2 separate regions of the Homo sapiens genome follow, and region 1 is linked to region 2. Evidence: chromatin contacts called from ENCODE Hi-C or POLR2A ChIA-PET data. All regions are on one chromosome and are shown on one strand. Each heading gives the region's core, a stretch centred on a gene start or an enhancer-like site at or near the end of the contact. The rest is flanking DNA. Distances are from core to core; before and after follow the strand shown. Region 1 overlaps MARCHF3 (membrane associated ring-CH-type finger 3). Region 2 has its middle 76 kb from the start of LMNB1.

What was found. Hi-C counts contacts between places; a loop is a spot of excess contacts on that map. ChIA-PET counts read pairs that join two places held with the same protein, here RNA polymerase II (POLR2A). Pooled maps may share reads with other maps.
Region 1: a pooled map shows a loop between it and region 2 (2.2-fold over the local background). The contact joins two enhancer-like sites. A Hi-C loop is called at or near these places in 3 of 168 maps with a recorded cell type or tissue (CD4-positive, alpha-beta T cell and naive thymus-derived CD4-positive, alpha-beta T cell), 1 of 37 single-sample maps with no recorded cell type and 8 of 50 pooled maps. POLR2A ChIA-PET finds 5 or more read pairs at or near these places in 5 of 52 experiments (AG04450, CD8-positive, alpha-beta T cell, T-cell and 2 more).

What each region holds. Positions count from the first base shown.
Region 1 is chr5:126,995,817-126,999,897 of GRCh38, reverse strand. All of the region lies in intron 1 of MARCHF3 (membrane associated ring-CH-type finger 3), which reads left to right. Among named protein-coding and RNA genes, the nearest start is that of MARCHF3, 33 kb to the left of the region's middle. Within about 2 kb of position 1,442, at least 5 of the 41 ENCODE cell types and tissues checked have a DNase peak (open chromatin) inside an H3K27ac peak, as active enhancers do.
Region 2 is chr5:126,850,770-126,854,574 of GRCh38, reverse strand. No RefSeq gene overlaps it. Among named protein-coding and RNA genes, the nearest start is that of LMNB1, 76 kb to the right of the region's middle. Within about 2 kb of position 2,139, at least 15 of the 41 ENCODE cell types and tissues checked have a DNase peak (open chromatin) inside an H3K27ac peak, as active enhancers do.

The DNA.
Region 1 (4,081 bases), core at 193-2,692, 150 kb before region 2:
AAGTATTAGTATGATTTTGCTTTGTTTCCATAATATGGATTCAATGGGGTAGCTGATTTCTATCCAGTGTGGTACATTAGTAATGGCTGAGTGCTCTGAGGATGACAGTATCTTATTTGATGTACCTTCAGCACTAACAGTCTTATAATAATCGGTGTTCATTGTTTGTTGAACAAATAAATGATGTGTATTTGATTGGTAGAGGAGTTGACCATCTGGTAACAAATAGCATGTTTTGAAAATATATCTCTCTGCCCCCCTAAAGTGGCCAGGTGCCAGAATACCAGCGACCAAGTCAGCTGAGAGACATTACTGCAATGCAACTGGATTGGCTGGTGAAGCTGTAATGGAGGGAAGGTAAATTTAGGCCTAGAAATAGAACAACGAGGGTCAAATCTGAAGGTCAGGGAGAGAGTAGCCTGAGAGAACAATGATGAAGTCTAGAGCTTGGAGGAACGGGAGCTGGGTCAAGCCATCCAGGTCTTTGCCCTGTGAACAGAATCCATGTCCCCAAGGGACAGGCTGTGCAGGAAGTTGTGTTGGACTGGCCGGCTCTAATGGACTCATTGAAAGCTGGTCTGGGCATAATTGCCATACAAATGGGTATTGTGTAAGAAAAAAAAGTCTGCCATCTGGAAAAAGGAAGAAAATGGACACATTTTCTGCATCATCTACATTAGATAAAAACTTCTTATGCAAGTTGGCAATTTTTTATGTGTTTGCCCCAACTGAGCCCTGCAGCTCACCACCCTGCCAGTATTATAGGATCAGTATAAAAATTCCTGTTGTTTTGCTGACTTAGGTATTCACCAAGGAATTATTTGTGAGGCAGACCTGAAAAGCAATTATGTGTAAAGTACAATAAGTTGGTTCTCCTTGAGAGGGGTTGCTGAGAGGGAACTTTCTGGGAGCCTCTCTGGATTTTTGGCACACATACTTTCCTCCTAATGTCTTGTGGCATGTAGTAATATTTTTTCCAACTCTTAGTCACAGTTTTTTACTTTGTTCCTTGACTTCGGGGCTTCTTTAGGTAACATCCACAGACATATTGGAGCTTTTTCTTTTTACCACAGATCTTTACAGCTTCTCAACTTATTGTGGCATGTCCTGGGGATTGACAGGGAGAGAGTGGGACAGGGGAACGAGTGAGATTTCTGCTGTTTAAAAGATGGCTTTTCTCAGGTTGGTAGCCACAGAAACATCTGTGGGCTACCTGGGAAGGATTTTAAAACATTCATGAGGTGGCCTCCTTCTTACCCTGCTCCTGACCTTCCCTTACCCCACCTCCCTGCCTGTTCTCCCCAGCGTGAGTGTGAGAAAGTACATTTGCAGCTGTCTCCACCTGATGGCTTCTGTGTGTGGCCTCAGCCGTGAAATGCTGAATGTTTGCATGGGGTTTGCTGAGAGCCAAGTCAAGGAACAAGCATGTTGGTGAAAGGCCAAATGCCCATCTTGTGTAGCTTCTCCAGTTTCACTCTTGATCCAAGCTGGAGCATATTCTCCAACTTGAAGAAAGCCAATGAGTGCTTTGAAAAGGGACCAGGAACTTGGTGTTTTATTCTTAGCTACTAGAGCAGAATTCTGGTCCACCATAAGTCAGCACTTTCTGTTTACTGATCAGCAGATGGTCCTGGCTGATTCCTGGTTGTACAGCTCACCCACTGCCACATGGGCCACTTGGACACTGCCTTTGTATTTTCATAATCCTCTCTTCCCCTTGTACATGGAGTTTTCTAATTTACTTGTGACAAAATAAAAGATAAAAGTTCTCCAAGACCCAAGATTTCCCATGTTGTGAGATATATTATTTCCTGCCATTGAACAGATTGTTTTATGATTCCAGCCAGGAGAGTTTTTAGTGATAGGGTAATATTCTCTTTTTTCTCTTAATATTTCCTCAGTTGTTCTTAGACTGCCTATAGCCTCCAATGGACTTCTGTAATAAAAGTGCTTCAATATTTTCTTTCTAGTGATAAACAGTCAATAGGCTTAATATAGTCATTCTCCAAAACAACCGGCTATGTTTCTTTGCTATATTAATACTATAGCACAAATGGTTAATTCCCCAATAGTGGTAGCAGGCAAGCCTAGGTTGACCAGGTGTACCAAATGGGCAATGAGAATTATTATTTATCTAATGTAATTTTAAGGGGGGAAGAGATTTGCAGAAAAGCATAGCCTTATCAAAAAAATTAAGTATGCAGTCATTTTGAGTAAACTGGAATTTAGAAAAATAACTGAATAGATGATTCTACTGTTTCTATTAGAAACAAGATGTGAATCTACAGGACAGACTGGCCTGAGGACCCAGTCCTTTCGACCTTGGGGTATCAGTGATAGGGAGAGATCGAAAGCCTATGGATTAGAGAGGAAGTTCTACCTGGTAAGGGGGTCCAGCCTCCCTCAGGCAGCATTCTGCCATCCCTTTTGAGACAAGTCCTCACCAAATTGACTTCCCTTCCATGTCCGTTGAAAAGCCCACCATGTTTTTTCTTGTCTTCTCATTCTGTTGCTCTTTCTGTGTTTCTTCTGCTTCACCCATCCAAACCCTAATCCCCACCTCCACCAAGAAGTCTTCTCTGACTACCTGGCTTTCCCATGCATTCACATCATATCTGTTACCTTTCTCTTTGTATTAACTTGTCCGTGTACTCTATTGACAGCTGCTTAAGGATTGGACAGTAACCTACTCAGTAACCACTTACTAAATTAAATGATTTAATAGTTGTTAAATTTAACATCTGGTATCTATTGGTCCTTTTATAACAGTAGTTGCTTGTCCTCATACTAAATTTCAGGTCAGCCCTGGGAAGTACTGTAAGTATTCTTTAATACTTACTCATTGTCATCATATGAGTTGCTTTTAACTATTTGTTAAGGGTATAAATTCAAAAGTAAAATTTTTGCTTTCTCTTATCCTCATTTTTCACTCCCCAGATATAACAAATGTTAACAGTTTGTATGCACCCTCCTAGAAGTTTGTATATATATGCGAACATAAATGGGAGCCTATTACATATACTCTTCTGCGCTCTGATTTTTAAATAATTTATCCTAGAGATCTTTCTATCTCTTCACGCTTATTTTTTTTCTTACTTGCGTTGTTGTACCCCATTGTATAAATAATCAATTATTGATTTAATCAGTTCCCTGTTGATGAACATTTAGGTGATTTCCAGTTTTCTCGGTAACGATAATATTACACTGATGGTTCTCCTGCATTCCTTATTAGTGCTTTTTGCTAATACCACTCCTCAAAGGGATTAAAGATCCTAGATCCATATCCCCACTGAAGAAGAGCTGCAACCCCTCTTAAAGCCTGCCACCAGTGTGCCCTCTTCTCCCTTTCTTTTTTTTTTTTTCCTTCCTTGCAGTCAACTCTTGCTAACCCTATGATTGCCCACAAGCAATACATTTAAACCAGGGACCCAGCTGAAATGCTTTAATGGACAACACAAAGTGGGAGACTAAATATGTGAAGCTATAGCAAGTACAAGTGACTCACCAACCTATTTGCATCTGGATCTCTTGCCCACTATCTACTAACATTTTTCCTATCAAAGCTGCTTAATGATTCCTTAATTGCCAAATCAGATAACTGGTTCTGTTCTCCATGCATCCTGACTGTGCTGCAACATTTGGAGCACTTTCTCTCCTGCTCTTTCCTCTATAACTTTCCTGCTCTTTCCTCTCCTGCTCTTTCCTCTATAACTTTAGAGGTACAGTGGGACTCATGGAGAAAAGGAGAGACCTGAGGCCTGAAGACATTGAAATTCAAAAATATTTTCAAATACTCGTGGCTTTCAGGCTCCAGGATGCCAGCTGATGTTCACTGATTTTAACAAATCTGCACTCAAAAGTGTGCAAAATTGTCCCTAAGCCTGGAATGTCTGGAGTCTCACCTCTTATTCATCTTTCAAGGACCCAGCTTAAATTCCACCTTCCCAGATTGTTCCAATTTCCTCTCCCTCTTACTGCCTTAGCAGTGTATTTATGCCTGTGTTTATAACACATCACACATTGCCTTCCATTCGAGTTATCTGAGTAGGTCTAGTAGAATGCCAAAAGGCTGGGTTTGAGT
Region 2 (3,805 bases), core at 890-3,389:
CCGGACGGGTGCCGCCCCCTGGTAGGAGGCACCAGGTCCCATCAACCACCCAAGGCCTGAGGAGTGCAGGCGCACGGTGTGGTACTGGCGGGCAGCTCCCCCAGCAGCCCTGGCACCGCAACCACTAGGCAAAGCCAGCTGGGCTCCTGAGTCAGGTGGGGACTTGGAGATCTTTTATGTCTAGCTAGAGGATTGTAAATGCACCAATCAGCACTCTGTGTCTCGCTAAAGGTTTGTAAATGCACCAATCAGTGCTCTGTGTCTAGCTAATCTAGTGGGGACTTGGAGAACTTTTGTGTCTGGCTCAGGGATTGTAAGCACACCAATCAGCACCCCGTCAAAACAGACCAATCAGCTCTCTGTAAAACAGACCAAACAGCTCTCTGTAAAATGGACCAATCAGCAGGATGTGGGTGGGGCCATATAAGGGAATAAAAGCAGGCTGCCCGAACCAGTAGTGGCAATCAGGTGAGGTCCTCTTTCCTGCCGCGGAGGTTTTTTTTCTTTTGCTCTTTGTAATAAATCTCGCTGCTGCTCGCTTTTTGGGTCTGTACTGCCTTTATGAGCTGTAACACCCAACACGAAGATCTGCAGCTTCACTTCTGAGGCCAGCCAGACCACGAACCCACCGGGAGGAATGAACAACTCCAAGAGCGCAGCCTTAAGAGCTATAACCATTTGCCGCGAAAGTCTGCAGCTTCAGTCCGGAAGCCAGCGAGACCACGAACCCACCAGAAAGAAGAAACTCTGAACACGTCCGAACATCAGAAGGAACAAACTCCAGACACACCATCTTTAAGAACTGTAACACTCACCGCGAGGGTCCGTGGCTTCATTCTTGAAGGCAGTGAGACCAAGAACCCACCAATTTCCGACACAATAGCACCCAAGCATCAACTTCACTCTGGTGGCTGGCGGGGGCCACTAGGAGGGCACATCCTCTGTAATCCATCCCAACGTGGGACATGGAGGGTGGGCTGTGTGTCACAGGGCGGAGCAACGATCTCTGCCACCTGAACGACGAAACAGGAGAAAAGCTTGTGAAACAAAGCCCTCCATGGCCCAGGTGAAGAAAAACATCTAGACAGATGAGCAAAATGGGTTTCCTCTCCTAGCGGAAAACTTACCATTTTAAAAGGTTATTCTGACCCAGAAAATAACGCTCTTGCCCTCCCCCCACCCCCAACACCCCACACACATACATCATGCATGAATACACACTGAAAAACTATGGCACAGACACACAGTCACACGCAGCATTAGAAGAATCCTGGGCCAGGTCAACTCTGTTGTCAGTATCAGCAAGTCTCAAAGTGAGCCCTCTGAAACCCCTGTGATCCCCTCTCCTCCCTCTCCCACACTCGTGATGACAGCTCCTTGTGGCTAAGTTCAGCACCAAGTAAGGAAGAAGTGCCTGCAACAAGCTTGCTTGAGGAGGAAAAACAGTAAGGCGGCAGGTGTCGGAAGCAAGTCACCCCCGGGAAAAGTCAGGGAGAAGTGGCCACATGCCCCTCTGGGGTCAGGATTAGAGCTCAGAAAATGACTCATTTGTCTCTACAACCCCGCAGTAGCGCTTCCAAACATGAGAGGGGGGTCACAAGCCCAGACAGGGTGAATTTGTTATTAAACAAACCAATGGAGGGCAGGCAGCACATATGTTCACGTTTCCTGCCTCTCCCATCTCTTTTTGGAACTGAATGAGCCCCTTCAAACAGCAGGCTTTTGGAATCCTGTCAGTTTCCTCGTTTACCACAGAGACAATATCTGCGCACTAAATAGTTTCCCAACTATAACCCTCCAAAATCAGGCTGGGCGCGGTGGCTCACGCCTGTCATCCCAGCACTTTGGGAGGCGGAAGCAGGTGGATCACTTCAGGTCAGAAGTTCAAGACCAGCCTGGCCAACATGGTGAAACCCCGTCTCTACTGAAAATACAAAAACTAGCCAGGTGTGGTGGCACACACCTGTAATCCCGGGATTACAGGAGGCTGAGGCAGGAGAATCTCTTGAGCCTAGGAGGTGAAGATTGCAGTGAGCTGAGATCGTGCCACAGCACTACAGCCTGGGCAAGAGTGAGACTCTGTCTCAAACAAAACAAAACAAAAAAGTCATTTGCATCAAGTCAGCCACTTCCTGCAGAGTCTGTTGAAGAGCACACACAGAAAAACAAATTGCCTAAGAGCAAGGTACCCTGGAGTACTCCGTTAAGGGGCTGATCTCATTACCGTAGTTTAGGATTCAGGTGCCAAGGATGACAAAATGAACTGCCTTGCTTTATTTCATAATTCAGTGTTTCCCAGCCTTCCACTATTCATTTTGGGAAAGAGTTGTCAAAAACCCATAGTTATTTCTCCCAGCAACCTGGGAGGGGAAGGAAGGAAAGTCACTCAGGCTTAGTCACATGTCTTTCTGGCGTGCCAGAGGCTTTGTCCATTGGGGATACTTCAATCCTCTTTCCCAGCTGAGGCCTTAAACTATTTGTTTAAATGAAAATCTGAAATAAAACTACAGCTGTTATCAAGAACAGGCAGGAGATCCTGTCATCTTGGTTCCATGGATCAAGCAGAGGGCCAGTGTTCAGTGTTTGTGAAGAGCACCGGCGTGATTTTCCAGCAGCGGAGGACAGCCCCAATGCAGTGTGCAGCCCTGTGAGCTGGGGAAGGCAGACAGAGGTTGGCCAACTGGCAGGAGCCAGAAGATTTTCTTCATGTTCGGGTCTCAATGGAAAACTCAGAAGTGACTGCCAAACACGTTCCGGGAATCTTCTCCATTTCCCATTTGAGCGCTGAGCACACGGGGCACCTCCACAGTCACAGTCTTCTTCGGTTTTAAACAACAGGGGCAAAGGTTCCAATGTGACCAACCTGTCACAAGTACTGACAGTATTCACAAATGCCTTCTTCCTGCCAGAAATGCAGAGAGACCCAACCAGGCACCCGGCACCTCCACACGGTGGAGACAAGCCACGTGACTGAGTGTTTAAAGCAAAGAGAAGGGAAATCACAGCATTGAAAAATGATTTGGAACAAACAAGCACGATGGAGGCCACTTCGGGGGAAAGCTGACATTTGTCTAAAATGGAAAAATCCAAACGCACTTTCCAAAGCATCAAGCTGGGAATAGTCATTGTCCCTCATATAATATTCAATTTGCAACAGGAAAAAAGCAGATTTTGCCACTTATTTAAGTGTTGCTTTTACTTGTCCAAACCGGGTAGGTATAGGGTGGAAGAGGATGTGAGTTATGATTCTCCCAGGTGGGGATCTCTCTTTGAAAGCACTAGGCCCTCAAACTCCAAATTAACCAGGCACTCCCACTTTCTATCCCAAATCCCATCAGAGCAGGGAGAACCAAGTCTCAGGGAACCTCAGGGGAACTCTGAATTCCATGCAATTGGCTGAGCGACATTCTCGGCACACATAGCCTGCCGTTTCCATGAAAGCACTCTGGACTGACCTGGACCCTTGAGTTCGGGTGCCTGTGAGTACCCAGGACCACTCAGGAACACCAGGGAAACAGACTGAGGCTGCAGGACTGTGGCCCCTCTTTCTCCACTGTTCTGTCTGCAATCAAGTTCTGGCTGGAGTCTAGACGGATTCTTCCAAGGTTAGAGCAAAATGCCCTATCAGGATCACCAGCTGTATCCCTTAGCTAATGCTCTGAGAGATCATGGCCAGTTTTTAATAAGCTCAAATCGTCTTAACGAGAAGTCAAAGAATTTGAACCTCCCCCTTAACGTCCCCAACCTTGGAGCTGTTGTCATGACTGCGGAGGCGAGAACTTCACCTTTGAAACTCAGCCTCCTA